Linked DNA regions of Homo sapiens: region 2 is linked to region 1. A link is a loop called in an ENCODE intact Hi-C map of the cell type or tissue named here. Cell type or tissue: CD4-positive, alpha-beta T cell. All regions are shown on one strand.

Region 1 (5,000 bases):
TTGTCATATGTTTTTAAGAATACATTATATATCAGAACAATATTCAAGATTCTTAAAGTCCTCTCCGTTTCCAAAAAAAAAAAAAATTGGGGGGAAGTAACACTTTAAGAGGAAGTAACAGCCAACTGAGAACAAAAGTCAAAGATTGTATCTTGGCTATAGCTTGTTACTTAACAATTAAAAGCACAGGTATAAAATTCAGACACAGCTAGATATGAATCCTGACTTTGCCATCACCTAGCAATGTATCTTGAACAAGTTACTTAATCTTTCAAACCTCAGTTTCTTCAGCTGTAAAATGGGGATAATAGTTGTCACCTACCCCATAGGGTGGCTGCAAAATGCAAGTAAGTGAATATATTCAGTATGCTTAGTGCTGTGCCTGGTACTTACTCTGGGCTTAAAATATAGAAGCCATTTTCTACGAAGGAAGAAGGATGCTGGAAGGAGAGATGGGAGGGACTGAACGTGGCCCCTGACAAGGGGCAAAGATAGATCCTGAACTCTATTAAAAACTCAATGAGGAAACACAAGTTCTATTACTACAGCTACTCCCTATCTACCCACTAGGTCATTCTGGCTTCTGCTGGTGTGAGTGGGAGTATGCTATTTATTCACCTAATGACTCCTTCCAAGTTAGAGAAGTTGGAAACCCTGACAACTGTTCCAACCATTAATTCTCTCATTTCACCACCTCTGCACACAGGAAGGTGTGTCTCCTGTATTACTGTCACATCTGCATTTTGACTTTTCAATCGTCTGAGGCTTCCAGCTCTTTGGAATCAGTGATTACAGCTTTGTGATTATACAATTAGAAGAGGCTAGGTTGAGGATACGCTGTTCAAAACAATAACGTGGCTGCCTCACATAGCGTGGTGGACACCTGGCACCACCACCTCCCAGGACACATGCTCACCACCCTGGGTCTCTGTGCTTGTTTCCCCTGACATGGCCAAGACTCTACCCCCATTTCCATTTTGACAGCTTTCTTGTCTAAGTTCTTCTTTAAAGGTTTATTAGGGTATCATGACATTGTTGATTGCTGTTTAGCATTGATTATTAGTATTAGCCCTGCTTATTGAAAAACTTTGAGAGAGTCTTATATTTCTAAGATTTCATCTAGACCTCAAATGCCCTTACGGTGTAAGCCCAGCTACAGCAGAGGTAGAATCTGAGCAGGGAGGGGAGAGTGGCTGCAAAATCTTGGAGGAAAATGAAAGGACAGAATACAATAAAAGAATACTCAAGACTGTAATGCCAAAGCCCTCAGCCCAGGGCCTGCAACACAGTGAGAAGTTCTCAGTAGTCAAAATCCACCTTTCTTGTCCTATGACACTACCCTGCCTTGTTTGGTTGTGAAATAACTTTCAGACAAAATCAGTAGTTCTAAATATTTTGGTGAAGCTCTTTCCTCCTTCTCCTGGGCAAGCCTTCCGCGTGCATTGCCTCCACTCACTCACCTCCCATTTCCACCTATGCTAATTTCACCTCCACACCCAGGGCCACACTGTGGCTTCACTGCATCAAGATCACCAAGTGCTCTATCCAGTGCATGCTTTTAGTCTTCGTCTCACTGGCCTCCCTGAAGCGTGTGACACTGTGGACCAGTCTTATCCTCTTGAAACCCTCTCTCCTGCCTTCCTTGACACAAATTTCTCCTCTTCTCCTTGGCAGTTGCCCTTTCTGGCTCTTCCATCTTTGCCCACAACTTTGAGTTGACGAATTGAGGGACTGTCCTTGACCTTCTGCCCTTCCCACAGGACAGGGCCTCCCCTGCCATGCTTTCAACAGCCACCTGCTCACCAATGGCTCTCATGTTTTTCTCCTCATCCCTGACCTATCTTTTGTGCGTCAAACCCACATAAGCAACTGCACATTGGGCCTCTCCACTTCGGTGTCCCACAAGCATCTCAAATTCAACATGCACAACACAGAATTAGTTGTCTTACACCCCTTTCGTTCCATGTCTTCTATAGTCACTCAAACCAGAATCCTGGGTGGCATCTTACATGTCTCGTTTTCCTTTAACTCTCAACCCTCTCCCTCTACTACCCAATCACCAAATCTTGGTAATTCTCTCCTTCTCTAATCCTTCCACTCTTCCACTCCCTTATTTGCAAACTTCACATCTTTCTTGAATTATTTTAACAGCCTCCCAACTACTTTTCTTGCCTTCTGTCTCAACCAGGCTTATTCTCCCCACAGATACTCAAGCGACCTTTTTAAAATGAAAGTCTAATAAGCCTCTGCCTTACTTAAAGTCTAGCCAGTAGCTTCCCATTGCCTATGTGGTAGAATAAAAACCCCATTGTAGGGCCTGCAGGGGGCTCTGTGATCTGCCTCCTATATTTCATCTCTGCTCTTCCCCCTTCCTTCTCTCCAACTTATACTCTGGCCATCAGAGTTCTAGAAGTTCCCCCAGAGCATCATGCTTTTCAATGTATTTGCAAAGGCAAAAAAAAAAAAATACACTTGCGTTTCATTCCCACCTAGACAGCGCCTACTTCTTCATGAAGGCCTAGTCCAAGCATTCTCTCTTTAGTCTTCTATAACTTTCCCCATCCCCCCAACTCCTCTCCCCTCCTTAGAGAACTGCCCACTTTCTCCGATCTGCCACAGTGTATATATCTTCGGAAGGCATCTACCACACTTATTTACATGTCTGTCTCTCTGCTAGACTGAAAACTCCTTCAGGGTGGGGATGATCTCTTAATAGTCTTTACTCTCACCCCTGTGCACAGATCCTGCCATAAAACAGTTAGAGAACATAGCACCCCACTCTCCATCAAATCAACCAGAACTGAAAGCTCAGGAAGCTGCGTTTGACGGCTTCACTTTTAGTTTCAGTTGCTCAGTCTGGGCAGCTCAGAGCAGCTTCCTGAGCCTCCACCAGTTCAGAAAGCATCCAATCTGCAGTGAAGTGTGCACTGTCATTTGTTGAGCAGGAGCTCACAGTGATCCTGCTGATAGGGAGGCCTTTGCCGCCTTTCGCCCAAACCCCATGCCCTCTGGACTATGCATCTTAAAGGTCATGGTCATGGGCGGTCCTTATCAATCAAAGCATCAGGCGGAGAAAAAAACCCCATTCTGGGATATGGTGAGACATGTCGGTTTCAAAACATTGCAGATTGTTAAATGAGTAATGTTAATGTGATCTCAGAATAGTAAATACAACCCCACAAGGAAAAGATATTAGCTGCATTATCTGGAAGGAAAACAAGAAAGGAAAGCAACATTTGGCTGCAAAAACTATGAAAGAGATGTCTGTATGGTGATTCAAGTTCTACTAGGGCAGGTAAATTGCATTTTTCTGATTGTCTGCCCACTCTCCTCCCCCCACCCCATGTGGGGACATGCACTCCCTCATTAAATCTCTTCTCTGGGGTAGGGTATGGGACTTGGGGGAAGTGAAGGGAAGCGGGGAGCATACACATAGAGGAAGAAAACAAAGGCCTTCATTTTCTAAAAATATCACTCACTATGATTGAGAAAGAGTTTCTCAAGAAATGCGAATGTCCTGCACAGGAAGTAACACTTCATCACACGGCTAATAATCAGCCACGTGCTTGTCAGGGTTAGGTTTTTCCCTTCTGTGGTGAAAAGGTGGCTCCAGGCAAGCCTGGATATCTTTCCCGCCAGCCTGATAGTTATTTAAACACATTCAGCTCTTATCTTCCAAAATGTGTGAGTGTGCTACTCCCATTACATCAAATTCATGTGGAAGACTCTCAGTGGCGGGGGATGGGGGAGTCTGCAATTTTAAAGGGTTTATGTGGGGCCAGACTACCGTTCCCCCACCCCAAATTGTCTTTTCCACACTGAAGCAGCTTGCAGGGGCCTGAATATTTATCCAGTTAAACAAAATGTACTTTCCTTCCACCCTCTAGCTCAGCAGATTTTGCCCCTTCTCTCTCTGAGGCCTGGTTCTTCCCCAGAATCCAGCATCATTAAGGTCCCTTATCCTTAAAGAAAAGAGTTAGGTCAGCGAATTCACTCCAAGATATTGGCAACTCACTATGTCCGCTAATTACATTTAAAGGAGAGAGAAGTACTTTACCCAAAGTAATGACTCTCTGATGGTGAAGTTTCTGGTCTTACCACGGGAGCCGGTGAGACTTTCCAGTGCCTCTCAAGTCTTACTACATTGGTGACCATCGATGATGTCTGACCCTCATGCCAGGGTCATAGCTCATTCCCTGATAAGGGTCTGGTTGCTTTCATCAGGATTATCAAGTTGCTTTTATGCAGTGCATTTTTTGTACAGCTTTTTTTCAGAAGCACTTGGTAGATAAATTAAATCCCAAGGGTCCTTGCCCCTTGCCCAAAGATCCTTAGCATACGCCTCTCCATCCAGAACTCCTTTGACAGAGAGGATCCAGGTTGAGGAGGGGTGAGGAGGTTTCCACCATGTGAGCTCTTAGGTGTGCCAGTCTTGAAGACTTAAATCATATGGTAATCCTACAACAGATACATGAAGCTCCTCATTCATTAATTTATTCGAGTATCACTTATTAAGCTTCCACTCTGTGCCAGCCATTGCTCCAGAGAGTCACCAAAGAACCAGACTGACAAAGTTTCTGCTCTGATGGAGCTGAAAGCTGGAAATTGGTTTAAACTATTTCTGTCTGTCTCCAGAAAGCAGAACTGGGACAAATGGGTAGGAGCCCCAGGGAAGCAGATTTCTGCTCTATACAATATATTATTACAACCAAATATGGAATGGTAATGAGCTCCCTGTCACTGGAGGGATCTGAGAAGAAGCTGCATGATGACTTCATGCATGGAGCTGGGCTGGATCTATTGTCTTTAACCATTTCTTCTAGCAGCAGGAATCTTTTCTTAAACAAAACCTTACCGGAAGTCCCAATACATAAAACAGAGTGCTGAAGTGATATGTACAGATCTGGCGTCACCCCCAACCTACTCACAGCCCCCCATCACCCCCTGCAACATATTCCTCTGTTCACCAAACCTTGGATATCCACAAACAACTGGATGCG
Region 2 (5,000 bases), 740 kb before region 1:
GAGTTGGCCCTCCATATCCACAAGTTCTGCATCTGAGGATTCAACCAACTGCAGATTTAAAATATTCAGAAAGGCCAGGCATGGTGCCTCACGCCTATAACCCCAGCAATTTGGGAGGCCGAGGCAGGTGGATCACTTGAGGTCGGGAGTTTGAGACCAGCCTGACTGACATGTTGGAACCCTGCCTCTACCAAAAAAATACAAAAATTAGCCAGGTGTGGTGGCGCACGCCTGTAGTCCCAACTACTCGGGATGCTGAGGTGGGAGAACCGCTGCAACCCAGGAGGCGGAGGTTGCAATGACCAGAGATTTCACCACTACCCTCCAGCCTGAGCAACACAATGAGACTGTCTCAAAAAAATACAAATAAATAAATAAATATAAAAATAAGTGAAAAATATAAATAAGTGAAATAAGTGAAAAATAAAAATAAGTGAAAAATAAAACAATATAACAACTGTTTACATAGCATTTACATCATATTAGTTATTACAATATGATGATTTAAAGTATAAGGGGGATGTGAGTAGGTGATATTCAAATACTATGCCATCTTATATAAGGGACTTGAGCATCCACAGATTTTGGTATCTGCCAGGAGTCCTGGAACCAGTCCTCTGAGGATACTGTATTGCGGCCACAAAAATACAAAAGACATAAATAACCTCCAGAGTATAGATAACAGTTAAATATAGTAAAACAATTAGAGTGTTGAGGGTATATTACCATTGTTTTCTAATATAATTTATTTGAGAGCTTATATAATTTAATGTTCAATAGTGGATGTGTTTGACATCTGACTTGCAAAATTTCTGAAAATGTAATCATCAGCTCTAGGGAGTCTGCGGGAACTAGTGCCAGCACATCTCTAGAAGGGCGTTGTTTAAGCCCTGAGGGAAATTCATCTGGTCCCCTACTATCTTTGTTGAAAGCCCACCCAATTTTATTTTGGCCAAAGCTTATTGGAAATGAAAACAGAACCAACCTCACTGTTTTTCTTGGTATTATTTTTCTTCTGAAGTACACAGATCTCCTTATACCCTTAGTGAATTACCACGTTTACATATTTCAACCTGCAATAACAAGTCATAAAATTATCAGTCTGTGACATGGCAAAATGTAGGTGGAGGCGGTCAAGGGACTTGCCGGCACTTCCATGGGTCTGAATGACTCCCCAGCAAGGGCAGCTGCCTCTATACAGATGACCAGCCTGGATAATTCTGCCACAATAACTGAGAAATTCCGACAAAGCCAGAATTAGGGTTTGAGTCCTGCAGATAATTATAGTCATGGACATGGAGACACAGCAAATCAGAGAAGAATGATCCCCTTGACTTTCAGTCTAGTGATTTACCTACCGTACCCACTCTGCTTCTAGGTAATGAGTTACTTAATGCTTGTCAAGTAATTATAAGTTGTAAATCACCAAATACAAGGCATCATTAATGTCCGTTTGAAACTGCACAGAGAAATTTTAGTAGGCAATATATGAGTGCCCCATTGGAGCCAAGACTCCATGTCTGTACATTTTTTCTTGTCTCCTTTAAAAAAAAATCAGGTATGGCAAGATGTTTTCATAACCTCAGATGGTTGGGACCTCTGTTTTGAGTATGACCTATGATAGGTGTTCCCAGGAATTTCTTTAATACCATGCTGGGGGGAAATTTGATCAAATTATTTATTAATATGTGGATCACAAATGAGTCTGAAAGCCTGAGTCACCACTACCCTTTCCTCCAGCACCCTGCCATTTGAGATGGAATGCCGTGGCATTCTGAATAGAGGGGCAAGATTACAATTTAGCCAAACGTCATATATGTACCCCGCAGTGCAGGCAATTAAAAAAAAAAAAAGCTTAGTTATTTCTATACTAAGTAACCCATAAATGTCAAGGGCACTTGAAGGCAATGAAATTGTTAAAATTAAGGGGTGTTAGGGTGTATTTGTGATTGGGGTGAGGGAATGGGACTTGGCTTTAATTTACAAACAAATTAGAAAAAATAAACAGACTCAGCATTGCTATTGTAACTGGAAAGGCTTGAGCAAATTTAATCCAACTTCCTGCATAATATTTGATTAATCTCAGACTCGGGAGGAAAATCAAGATGAGATAGGAAGTCTCCATCTGTATCGAGGGCAGGGGAACTTGGGGCTTCCAGTGCCCACAAAGGGCATCACATGACCCTTCCCAGGGGATCACTTGCTCCGAGTTCCCTGTGTCTCTCTTGGCTCCGGCTCCAAGTTCATGAGAAATCTGTCCCCATACCCATCCTTCTGAAGCTTCCAGCCTTTACCACCTGGACCTGGGCTGGAGTCCCACCCCCACCACAGCTCTTGAGACAGGCGACGAATAGACCCAAATTTGAGATGTAGCTCAACCTTTGACCACTAGAGGTCTCCTGGAAAGCAATGACCCGTATAACCCGGTTGATCCTCCTTCAAACCAATAGACTTGTTGCACTAAGGCTTGGCGAGCCTGCTCTGCTCAAGGCCTCCTTATTAATAACGCCACCCGCCCCCGCCGCTCACGATGGCGCCAGGCATAGAGGGGGATGGGACCAGGCGGTGGCTGACCCTCAGACAGTGCTGGTTCTTTACGAATCAGTCTGCAGACTCCAGGGCTACCCCTTCGAACCCCACTTACTGACCAAGCAAGAGCAGGAGAGCGTGCCTAACTCGAGGTCCCCAGGTGGGCAGCGTGGAGCCCCACAGACTTCCAACCAGCGATGGACTGGGCAAGGGACCCACGTTCAGAATCACCTAGCATCAGGTCCGCCAACAGGCCAGAATCCACTCGCCCCTCGCTTCGTCCCCCTAATTCCTCGTCCCCATTACCCCCCTTCACCGCCTCCGTTTTGCCTCCGGATCGCAAAAGTGACCCGAGCTTTAACCAGTGGAGAGAGATCAGGGAACAATTCACTGTCCCTATTCTCATCCATGTGGTATTTTCTGGGAAAATTAGTGGCTTCTAGCTGGAAGAGGAAAGAAAAGGGGTGGGGGGGTGGATGGCTGAGGGGGAGCAAGAAAGGAAACAGCCAGGTTGAATTCCCAGTCTTTATCAAGCAATTCGCTCACCAATGAGAGAAAGCTGCAGTGGCAGATTCGAGCCACATGCGGTAGTGTGTAGCAATTAGTAGATAAAATGCTGACTAAAGTGCTAAAACATGAAGTATTATTGTAGCCAAGGTCAAAAATGCTTCAGTTGTCTTTTGCAATTTGGGGGAGGGGAGGCCCAGGGGTACGCAGAGAGGTTTGCATTTTCGAAATGGTCGCCTTCTTTCTTCAAACTGTACTTTTCCTTTTTTTTCTTTTTTTATGATCCTGTTTATTATAGTCCAAGCTGCCTAATTATGTCACTGCTGGTTTTTGCAACTAACTTAATCCTCCTGATCCTTTATGAAGCGATTCACAGACACTGAATAATGTCTACTGCTCTCCCATCCCCTTGAGGGGCAAGAATGATTTTTAATTTTTTACCGTGTAAATACACGAGATTAACTTAGAGAGTTGGATTTTTGGCTAGTAAAGCAGCAAGAATATAGGTGTGTGGGTACCGGATTCTGTGTTTCAGTACAAGAAAGAGCCCAGAAGTAGTGGGTCATATAAACATATACTACTCTCCCTCCCACCTTTTATACACAGCAAGTTCCAGCTACAAGCTTTTTTATAGATAAATAAAGCAGTTGCTTTCATGATTATAACTGTCCTGAATGGATTGTCTTCTTACAACATTCAATCTGTTTATGAGTATTTACTTTACATTAGCCCAGGGACCCTGCACTGCAGGAGTTTGCCTCTATTCCCCTGGGTGTCGGTGTCTCAAGTCTTACATCTGCTCTGTGATTGATGGAGCCTTGAATCCACGTTATTACTCTCTCACAAGCAGAAATCAAACAGGCTATTAACTACATTACTTCAAAGAACTGTTTCAATACAATCTCCTTATCTTAATTGAAACTTTCTTTGTATGGATATTTGCTACACAGATAATTTACAGGTGCCTATCAAACATCACATTAAAGAAGAGGTAAAATTGAGGGATTTTTGGGGGGGAGGGGTAAACACTATTGTGATCTGTAATTTTAAAAGGCATTCACAGTATTGGTTTGATTTATTAGATTTATTATGTTCACGGGGGGTGGGGGCAGTGCTGTAAAAAGAGGGGGAAAGATACCCCTGTGATTCGGTTTTGAAATTTAGCATTCATCTGATTACAAGGCTGCGGATATTCAAAAATATTCAGACCCAGATCCCTGCAATTGTTAACATCTCAGAAACCTTATCGGAGAGATAAGGCAGCATGCATCCTAGTTCAGTGCCTACCTTGAAGAGCTGAAGAAACAGGGTTTCTAATTAGATGAAGTTCGTTACACACTTAAAGACTTACAGCACCAAAGACAGTAGAAGTAGCTTAGATGCTGTAAAGAGCTGTATAATTTTTTAAGAAAGAGATTTAATATACAATTGAGGGATACCCTCAGGCATTCTGTTGAGGTTTCCTGCATAAATGCTGCTGCATTGGTCATACAGGAAACTGACTCAGAGTCGATCTCAAATACGATCTTGTCAAAATACTGCAACTCAAGTTTTTTTAATATAGGATTTCTTGAACTGGATGTATATATTTACGCTAACACGACAGAGACTAACAGAAGCTTTAGGCATATCTATTTTTAAAAAAGACATGTAAAATGCCCCTCAGTCAAGTCCATTCATATGTTAAAAATGAACAAAATGGGCGATTCTAATCAAACGTCTGCAGTATGCATTATAAAGTTAAAAAGAGAGAGAGAAAGCGCAGGAGAGCTATAATTTCTCTTTGTAACCCATGTTTATAAAATAGAAAGATCAGATGAAATTTCAAGAGATAATTAAAGAGTGATGTGCAAGTCATAATTTGGCTAATGTTAAAGATGGGAGACTGCGAATTGTAGTCCTCCATGGTGCAGAGTTGTGATATTACTTTAAATTATTAAAATAGTTTTCGACAGCTTTCAGAA

What was found. Peaks named below come from ENCODE experiments on the same cell type or tissue, not always from the same donor. Only the 100,000 strongest peaks of a DNase experiment are listed, where the experiment ranks them.
Region 2: it touches region 1 in a loop (3-fold over the local background); 4 of 110 quality-filtered maps call a loop at or near these places.

Annotation. Positions count from the first base shown.
Region 1 is chr10:62,634,685-62,639,684 of GRCh38, forward strand. All of the region lies in intron 1 of LOC105378327 (a long non-coding RNA gene), which reads right to left. Among named protein-coding and RNA genes, the nearest start is that of ADO, 170 kb to the right of the region's middle. RefSeq lists enhancers at 2,598-2,687, 2,978-3,217, 3,228-3,457. In CD4-positive, alpha-beta T cell, CTCF peaks have their summits at 2,316 (motif pointing right) and 2,531; DNase peaks (open chromatin) are centred at 2,327, 2,917 and 3,547; H3K4me3 peaks cover 1,324 bases; H3K27ac peaks cover 3,118 bases.
Region 2 is chr10:61,894,737-61,899,736 of GRCh38, forward strand. No RefSeq gene overlaps it. Among named protein-coding and RNA genes, the nearest start is that of ARID5B, 4.5 kb to the right of the region's middle. RefSeq lists an enhancer at 2,102-2,271. In CD4-positive, alpha-beta T cell, CTCF peaks have their summits at 2,385 (motif pointing right) and 2,628; DNase peaks (open chromatin) are centred at 2,405, 3,095 and 4,525; H3K4me3 peaks cover 1,663 bases; H3K27ac peaks cover 337 bases.